Regions from separate parts of the Mus musculus genome. Here all the other regions are linked to region 2. The links are chromatin contacts, found by Hi-C in ENCODE. All regions are on one chromosome and are shown on one strand. Each heading gives the region's core, a stretch centred on a gene start or an enhancer-like site at or near the end of the contact. The rest is flanking DNA. Distances are from core to core; before and after follow the strand shown.

Region 1 (2,962 bases), core at 223-2,722, 2.6 Mb before region 2:
CCAAGATTCACCAGGGTATCGTTTTCAGCCTTTAATCAGCACTGCGATTCAAAACTTGCAGTAGAGTATCTTCTGAATCTTCTATCCTAAAATGTGTATGCTCACACACGCACAAAACTGGCTTTTTAACATGACAGAGGTTAAACAACATTCTCCATGAACGACAGTGAATACAGATGAAGGGCATAAGATGAACCAGACTGGAATCTGAACGCCGTGGAAGGAAAGAAATTAGCACCCAGAGAACACTCTGAAAGAGTAGCCAAAGGACCAAGACTTAAATGTCTTTAAACTATGAGAAAGGAAATGAGATCTGTGCAACTGGCAAGCAAAACAGAGCCCCAGCAGGGACACACACCTTTTTTTTTTTTTAAAGCATCTGTATGCTTGAAAACACACCGGAGTGATTCAGGAGCCTCATTTTTGATTTTGGAGAATCTGACCAACTGGGGCACTGACAGGACTACACTGACTGTGGTCTGCACTAGTGATGTGGTGGGTGCTAACCGTAATAGCAAACAATCGGCTGCACACTTAATCCTCGAAAGGTTAATTGAGAAGGAACCCAGATTATTTGCCCAGTGTCACAGGGCTAGGCACTTGGTGCCAGGGTCCCGAACCAGGGACTTTGACTGCAGAGTCCTGCTTAGACTTCTCACTGTGATATTCTTAATTCTTTAGTTTCTTGTGAACCCAAAGGGTCAGAGAAAGCAGGGCGATTAAGATGAGGGTATAAGCCTACAAATAAAGCAATCTAATCCCCTCATATTCTGGGTAGATTCTGTTGAGATTACAACTTTATTTAAAACGCACAGATCAAGTAGTACGTGCACAATAAATGCTTGTTTTCTTCTCTTGGTAAAGACAAAAGGAGGTCTAAGATGTTAACGACTTCTCCCAGTGTTTCTCACAATACTATTTATTATACAGTCTCTCCCTGTATGAAATACTTAAACTCTGACAGGTGATTACTTGGGTGTGCAAAAGGAAAGATGCAGCCATGTTTTCTTGAAGTTCAAAACAAGTGGCTGTACCCACTCAGCTGGTGCCCAGAGGAGTTGGAAAAAATAATAGGGCCTGGGATCAACAAATGACACACAAAGCCCCTGACCCCGCTTTTTCAGGGTTCTACAAGTCGGCTTCCCGGCTCGGTCTTGCGCTATCTTCTGCCCCTGGCTTCCTCCTCAAGACCGCAGAACCCCTGAAAGTACACTTCCGCCCAGCGGCCGGGGACCTACGACACTCTACACAGCCGCCTTTAGAGGCTGTCCGTGCCACTCACCCGGGCGCTCTCGGGCAGGTTGTAGCGGCACAGCGTGTGGTCGAGATCGAAGCCGACCACGTCGCAGGCGCCCAGGGAGAAGTGCTGAGCCATGGCAGGGCAGCGGCGGGTAACGCAGACCGGAAGGCCGGTAGAGCATGCGAGAAGTTGCCGGGACTCTACAAGCGTAACTCGCAGGCAGGACGCGGAGCGGGGCGGGGCTTGACGGGGCGGGGCTTGACGGGGCGGAGCTTGGCGGGGCGGAGGCTTATATAAGACAGACGGGCGGGGCGTGGTCTGGTCGGGAGGAGCTAGTCAAGTAGGGCGGGTTCTGAGCACACTCCCGCGTCTCCAAGTCAGTGGCCTGTCTGCCTCCTGGATCGCCCCAGTTTTGCTGGCTGGTTCAGGCCAGTTCCACGGCTTGCTTCCAGCTAGTACAGTGCAGCAGGAGCTAAAATGCTCAACTAGGACCCTGCTAGCCAATGTCCTTAATGTAGCTTAAGGTTTCACAGAATTAGTGGGAATTCTCGTTCATTTTTCAGGCGCCACACTACTAAATGATACCAGTGAAACCTCATCCCTTGAGGCTTGAGTGTGGGAGCAGTGTGTGAGAAAATTATGAGCACAAATAACTGTTGGACCCTGTGATGGTTTGTATATTCTTGGACTAGGGAGTGACACCATTTGGAGGTGTGGCCTTGTTGGAATAGGTGTGACCAGGTTGGAATAGGTGTGTCACTGTGGGCGTGGGCATAAGATCCTCACCCTAGTTGCCTGGAAGTCAGTCTTCCACTAGCAGCCTTTGGATGAAGACATAGAACGCTCAGCTCTGCCTGCACCATGCCTGCCTGGATGCTGCCATGCTCCCACCTTGATGATAATGGACTGAACCTCTGTACCTGTAAGCCAGCCCCAATTAAATGTTGTTTTTTATAAGACTTGCCTTGGTCATGGTGTCTGTTCACAGCAGTAAAACTCTGACTAATACAGACCCCTTTAGCATACAGTTTGGTAAGTGGACTTTGAAAGTTGAATCAACAGCTTTATTACTCTATAGTTTGGTAATAAGACATGAAAGACATTCCTGGCATCATTTCAGCCATTGGAATGCATTAAAAAATATATTACGTATTATGGAAGACCACCTTACCAAAAACACCAAGGCTGGTTGTATTAGTCAGGGTTCTCTAAAGACACAGAACTTATGGAATGAGTTCTCTATATATTAAAGGAATGTATTGTGATGACTTATAGTCTGTAGTTCAACTCACCGAGCATTGGTCAACTGTTAATAGGAATTCGAAGAGTTTGGTAGTTGCTCCGTCCCGTGAGGCTAGTTGTTTGAACTGGTCTTCTGTAGAAGTAGGTCTTGTGAGACTAGGCTGGGGCCTAGCAAACACAGAAGTGGATGCTCACAGTCAGCTATTGGATGGATCACAAAGCCCCCAATGGAGGAGCTAGAGAACATATCCAAGGAGCTAAAGGGATCTACAACCCTATAGGTGGAACAACAATATGAACTAACCAGTACCCCGGAGCTCTTGACTCTAGCTGCATATGTATCAAAAGATGGCCTAGTCGGCCATCACTGGAAAGAGAGGCCTATTGGACACGCAAACTTTATATGCCCCAGTACAGGGGAATGCCAGGGCCCAAAAATGGGAATGGGTGGGTAGGGAAGTGTGTGTGTGTGGGGGGTAT
Region 2 (2,864 bases), core at 204-2,703:
TGTGGTGGGGGAACAGAGGCTAGAAGTCTCCCTGAAAAAAATCAAGTCTTATTTCCTACTTCCCCCGTGTTTGGTCTGGGGAAGAACAATAGTGTTTGCTTAAGCATCTCATTCTGTTTTCAAAACCTTGCATGGTTGACTTGGGAACTGATAGAGAAAATGAAGCAAACAATACTCTGTAATCAACATTAACATCAAAGCTAGCTCTCTCCACTGTGGTCCCTGACCCAACCACGTTAATCTCCCAGGGTCTTGTTAAAACTGTAGGCTTGGGAGAGAAGTGGTTGTGGTGAGGGGTACCTTGGAGTAATTCTAAGTCTCTTGGGGTTAAGCCTGGAAGATTGGTGCTTTATGTATTAAGAGTCCTGGGGATCCGAAAGTAGAAAAATAATGATTTTTGTTAGTGACTCAGTATGGTTCTTACTTCAACACCTCCTCTTAAGGGAGGAAGTAGTGTGTGCATGTAGCTGGAATTTTAAATAATAACAGTTCAGGTGTGTGAGTATTTCATTAGACAGTCAGCTTCCATCCTTTATGCATCCTTTAAGCAGGTTGGTTTAGACAGGTGCACAATAAACGCCAGGCTATTAAACACAGGGACTCCAATATTTAAACCAATTCTTTTGAATTGTCTGGCTAGAAGCACATCCAGTCTGATAAAGTAGACAAAGCACGTGGAGTCTTGAAAAGTTCGACACCCCTTCGGTCCTCAGATGACTATTATTTAGCAATTGAGAGCACTATACTCCTTCTTTTGCCCACACCTATAAGGAGATGGACATGGCACGTACATCCCAGCACTTTTGACAGCTTTAAATGGTGTTTATTACGAGCAGGTATGGATGCTGGGAACAGTGCTTATACCGAGTCCTGGAAATGCTTATTAAACCCAGGAGATACAAGGAGTCTGCCATTAACCTCTCTGTAACTCAAGAGTAGTTATCAGGAGCCAATGAGGGAGAACAAGAGAATTGAAACACGTGGGAATATCGGACCACCAGGTAGCGGGTGTGTGTGTGGGGGGAGGCAGCCCTAGGGAGCTCTCAAGCCGAGGCCCCTCGGGGTCCCCGCGGCACGTGGCGGGCTCGGGCCGGAGCGTCGCGGCGGTGGGGGAGGGGAGCGGCATGAGCCCTGGAGGAGGGGTCTAGACTGCCCGGGATTCGTTTGAGCAGGCGCGGAGTGCGCAGGCTCGGCCCAGGCGCAACCAGTGCGCGTAAGACCGAGGGGTGAACCTCACTGCTGCGCGTCCGGGTCTCTGAGCAAGGGGCTAAAGTCCGCTTGTGCGCACCTCCGGACTGTGTGTGACTACCCGTAGAAACACTACTGTCGCCCTGGCCGGTGGCGTCCACTCCGTCCCGGTCGCTCCCTCCCGACCGTAGTTGTGGTGCCCCCCTCCGCGCAGCCGCAGTGGTCGCTCCCGCCTCGCAGCCCCGCCGCCCGGAGGCCTACCCCTGCCGAGTGTCGCGCGTCGGCGCCGCTGCCTATCCCGCTCTGTGCCCTACGGCCCTCCCGGCACCCGCCGCCGTCCCGCTCCGGGCTGCCCTTGCTCCGAGGGCTGCAGCACCGGCCGTCCCCGTCAGCCCTCTTGTCTGGCCGCCGGGCCGCGGCGGGCGGGAGCAGCCGGAGGAGGAGCCGCAGCCGGGAGGCGGCGGCCTGAGCCCATGGCGTACAGTCAAGGAGGCGGCAAGAAGAAAGTGTGCTACTACTATGATGGTGAGTGGCCGAGGAGCCTGCAGCCGGGATGCGGGGAGGGCGCGGCGGGGTGTCGGGGGTGGCAGCCCGCGGGGACACCAACACGGCCTACCCAGCGGTGGCGTCTCGGGGACGCCCGCCTTCGCTCCTCTCGGGTCCTCTCGGGCACACGCAGGTTTAGGGTGCACTGCCTCTGACCGGTCTCCCGAGGAACCCCAGTTGGCACCCTGGGCCTGACTGCACAAAGCTGGCGTCCTGGAGCTCCGCCCCACGTCCCTGTCCCCTCCCCCGCTCTCCCGGTCCCCCCTTCTCGCCCCCGATCTGTCCGCGCTGCGCTTCCAGCCTCACCCGGGACCCCGGCACCCGGGTGGGGCTGCGGAGGAGTTACTGCTGGCCGGTGGCCAAGTTCGCAGAGCGGCGCTGTCTCGCTGGTGTTTTGCGTGGACTACATCCCTCGCCTTTGTTCGCGTTCTTCGAGCTCCACTTTCTCAGGGTTCAAATGGAAGGGCTGCACTTCCTCGGTGACAATTAAGGGGTTTTGAGTTGGAAGTAGGTAGGTCGTTGGGAAGTGGTAGGAGAGAGGAAGCGTGCAGTTGTTCTTGTTTGATGGGTCCTGGCATGTCTCTATGGGAGGTTATTACCTCCCCCTTCTTTGTTGCTCTTTGTTCGATCTGCTATAATACCCTGCTCTGGGGGGTTAGGAAAGAACACCGGCATCTTGCTTAGGAACTCTTCTACTGTGGTGAAGACCTTGCTGCAGGAAACTTTGAGAAGTGGACTAAATATTCACAATGCAGTGAACGGTACAAGGTGACTGTAAGGATTTTCTAATTTGGAGTATAAGTAGTAATAGTCTCTGGGTTCAGTTACACCAAATGGAATGGTGCCCTGCCTATACAGATTTCACCCAAGACATCAATAGATAAACCATTGAGAGAAGTAATAAGGAAATTTGACAGAACTTTCGAAGCTCATTGATTGAACGCTTGATCTCCACAAAGCAATATGAAATTGGGAGCGTTTTCTGTAGTTGTATTGAAGTCACAGTGTTTGGAGAGGTAGATTAGAGAACTAGGCTGAATGAAACACTTAAACTTGTTAAAATAGTCGTGCATTTTCTTGGTTTGACAGAATCTTTTAATACAAGCTTTAAATAAAATAGCCACCTGTCA
Region 3 (3,150 bases), core at 326-2,825, 2.8 Mb after region 2:
CCCCACTCCAGATACAAGGCAATATAACAAGCAGTAAAATGCACCTGTATAATTTTTTAAGTGGGACAGAATGAACTCTACTTTGGATGGATAATGACTGTCAAGTGTCCTAATTTCAGTGGCAAATTTCAAAGCTGAAAACTGTAGTTTCTGCTTCCTATTACTTTAATCTTTTTGTTGGGGCGGAATTGGGGGGGGGGGCGGCGGCGACGACTCACCTGTGAAAAACGAGGCCTAAAAAAATCAAATTATTTGTCCGAGGTCACGCCCAGTATTAGTGACCAAGCCAGACAAAATCCATAGGTTCTAATTTAACATCCTCACCAGCAGCATCTGTTGCCCCCGCACCCCCCAATCCCTAACTGTGCCACTTCATCTCCTTTCTAGCTCCAAATAAAGTTGGTTTTTATTTTATGTCTTACCCCACCCCCTTTTTCTTCTGTGTCAACCCGTAGTAAAATCTTGCACTAAGAGTGAATGAAAACACGCCGACTTTTAGGAGCCTTTCCCTTTTGCCAACATTTTCTCTGAAAGGCTCTCGGGGCTCTCCGAGCAGCCGCGAGAGGAGTGGAGGGAGGGAGGTGAGTGGAGCAAACAAGTCTTTCCGTGTTCTCGCTCGTGCCGCGTGTGTGTGTGGGGTGTGTGTGTGTAGCCTGCGCGGGGGAACCCACAGTGGTTGTCCTAGTGCGAGAGGGGCAGGCGGTGGGGGAGTGGGGGGGTGGAGAAAACCACGACGGTGGGAAATCCCTGTGCTGTCGGTGTATCTGCCCAGCTTGGGCAAAGCTGGGCAGGGCCGCGCGTGAATAAATCTCCTTAAGTGGCCGGGCGCAGTCACTGCAGCACCGCAGAAGAGGAGGCGGGCGAGGCGGGGCGCGAGGCTCGCCCGGAGCTGGGGGGAGGGGAGGGCGGAGGAGGGAGCGAGCGCCAGGGCGGCCCTTTTATAGGCCGAGGCCCGCGCGCCCCCGCCCCTCGAGCTGGCCCGGGCTCCAGCTCCGCCGCCGCGTTACCTGAGAAGGGCCGGCACGTCCAACGCTCCGCCCGCCCGCTCGCTCGCCCGCCCGGCCCGCCCTCCCTCCTTCCCACCCTCCCGCTCGGCCAGGGCCGCCCGAGGTCTGTGCCGCGCCTCCCTTCTCCCGCTGGCGGCTTCCCTTACCTTGTGAAAACAAAACAAAACAAAAAATATCCTCTCCGCGGCAGCCCCCGCCTCTTCCGTAAGATGTGACATGGCGGTCGGCGAGGGGAACTCGGGAAGCCGCCAAAACCCTGCGCCCCTCTGAGCCTATCCATGCTATCGGCGCTCCCCGGGCCCCGCCGCAGTGACCCGGCCCACAGGCCGAATCATCGATTCCTCGGCGCGCGGCCCGGCTTCCCGCCAGCTTCTTCCCCAGCCGCGCGCTCCGAGCGGGGGAGAACCCCCTCCTCGTCCCCTCCCACCCCGGGCGCGCGCCCGCCCGCCTCCTCCCCCCCCCCCGTCGCCGCTCGCGCGCGCGCACACACACACCCCTCCTCCCCTCCCCCAGTGGTTGCGTCCGTGACATCATCATCATGGCAACAAGAGCTGCAGCCTGGGACCGAGGAGCCCGTGTGATTCCCGGCGGCGGCGGCCGTGGCGGCAGCAGCAGCGGTACCACCCGACCCGACGAACGCGCGAGGGCTTCTCTCCCGCTGCCTCTCGCCCGGAGCGTCTGAGGAGGCGGCGGCAGCACACAGCCTCCGCAGCCTCCGCGCGCCGCCGCCGCTGCCGCTCGTCCCGGCGTCCGTGCGAGGGGCGGGGGGGAAAAGCCGAACCGAGGAGGAAGGGGAGGAGGCGCCTCTGCGGAGCCCGCCGCCGCCGCTGCTGCCAGGTCGCTGAGTGGAGGGGAGGCGGTGGCGGTGGCGGCGGCGGCGAACATGTTTTCTGTGCGGATAGTGACTGCCGACTACTACATGGCCAGCCCGCTGCCGGGGCTGGATACCTGCCAATCCCCGCTCACCCAGCTCCCTGTCAAGAAGGTGCCGGTGGTACGAGTCTTCGGGGCGACCCCGGCAGGTAAGCGGGAGCGGGCGGGAGCGGGAGCGCGGGCGCCGGGTCGTCGGGGCTGCCCTCCCTCCGCGCACTCGCGCGCACGCCGCCGCCGGCGGCCCTCTACAGGGTCGCTGCGGAGTCTGCCCTGTTCTCGGCTTTGCTCGCCTTCTCTCTCGCGCGCGTGACAGGAGGCGCAAAAGAAAAAAAAATGTGGGCTCGCGTGAGCGCTGCGCCCCCCTCCGCGGCAGAGAGGCGGCGGGCGCCCGGTCTCTCCTTTGCGAGCGGCGAGCAGGCTGGAGCCCCTGCCTCGGTGGGTCGGGTGGCTGCGCCTCGTCCCCAAGGACGAGTTCGCGGGTCCTTAGAGGTCGGTCCCCGGCGGAGACCCCGGCCACTCGCTACGTGTCCCTAGTGCCCCGTTCGAGAAAAGGCTTTGAGGGCAGAGGCGAAGTGTCAGGCGTGTTGTCCGTCGCTCCCGGTTGCCTCTGTTCACCCTCGCTCTCCTCTGCCCCTGCCGGAGATGCTGTGGCTGTAGAAAGTGGCGCCCGGGGCCAGATAATTTTTCTCATTGAAGTGACCATGTGGCTCTTCTGTGAGTGCAGGTCGTGACTGCTTAGAGTTTAATGCCTCGACAGGGACAGAGCGGCATCCTCAGGTGCAATGCTTTCAGGAAATGTGCATCCATGGAAATAGGAACTACGTGTTTGTGTCGCCCAACATAAAATACTACACCTAATGGGGGTGGATTCGTTAGGAAACACAGCCAAGCTCAGCAGCATAGGCATTTTAAAATTCCTCTAGGCTGGGTTGCAGGGTTGCATTTTAAAAATAGATTAAAAAAAAAAAAGCCATTTTGAAGAAATGGTGGGGGGGGGAAATGACAAGCTATGTTCTGGAACACTCTTTGGGTTTATAATATAAATAGGTTAGGGGCCAGATATACAAGGTTTTGCGTTTTTATCTTTCAGTTTTGCGTCTTTTTACATGCTTTAAACTGTTAAGATGAAATGGTAAAGCCGTATTCTGGAAGACGATTCTTACCAAGGTATAGCCCTATGGGGTTTCAGACGGCATTTCCCACTTGATGCTCTTTGCCTTCGTCGCCATTCATCTTTATTACTACAGTCAGCTTCTGTGGACTACCAAGA

Evidence for each region. Hi-C counts contacts between places; a loop is a spot of excess contacts on that map.
Region 1: a map of v-Abl transformed pro-B cells shows a loop between it and region 2 (5-fold over the local background). The contact joins the promoter of Nt5dc1 here to the promoter of Hdac2 in region 2. A Hi-C loop is called at or near these places in 2 of 37 maps with a recorded cell type or tissue (T-helper 17 cell and v-Abl transformed pro-B cells).
Region 3: a map of heart shows a loop between it and region 2 (12-fold over the local background). The contact joins the promoter of Rev3l here to the promoter of Hdac2 in region 2. A Hi-C loop is called at or near these places in 2 of 37 maps with a recorded cell type or tissue (heart and left cerebral cortex).

The regions. Positions count from the first base shown.
Region 1 is chr10:34,417,079-34,420,040 of GRCm38, forward strand. Nt5dc1 (5'-nucleotidase domain containing 1) reads right to left here and starts at 1,473. Exons shown (of 12, transcript NM_176968.5): 1 at 1,283-1,473. The coding sequence starts at 1,375.
Region 2 is chr10:36,973,091-36,975,954 of GRCm38, forward strand. It overlaps Hdac2 (histone deacetylase 2), which reads left to right and starts at 1,454. Exons shown (of 14, transcript NM_008229.2): 1 at 1,454-1,713. The coding sequence starts at 1,662.
Region 3 is chr10:39,730,585-39,733,734 of GRCm38, forward strand. It overlaps Rev3l (REV3 like, DNA directed polymerase zeta catalytic subunit), which reads left to right and starts at 1,576. Exons shown (of 32, transcript NM_011264.3): 1 at 1,576-2,029. The coding sequence starts at 1,891. E130307A14Rik (RIKEN cDNA E130307A14 gene) reads right to left here and starts at 1,423. Exons shown (of 3, transcript NR_038037.1): 1 at 1,154-1,423.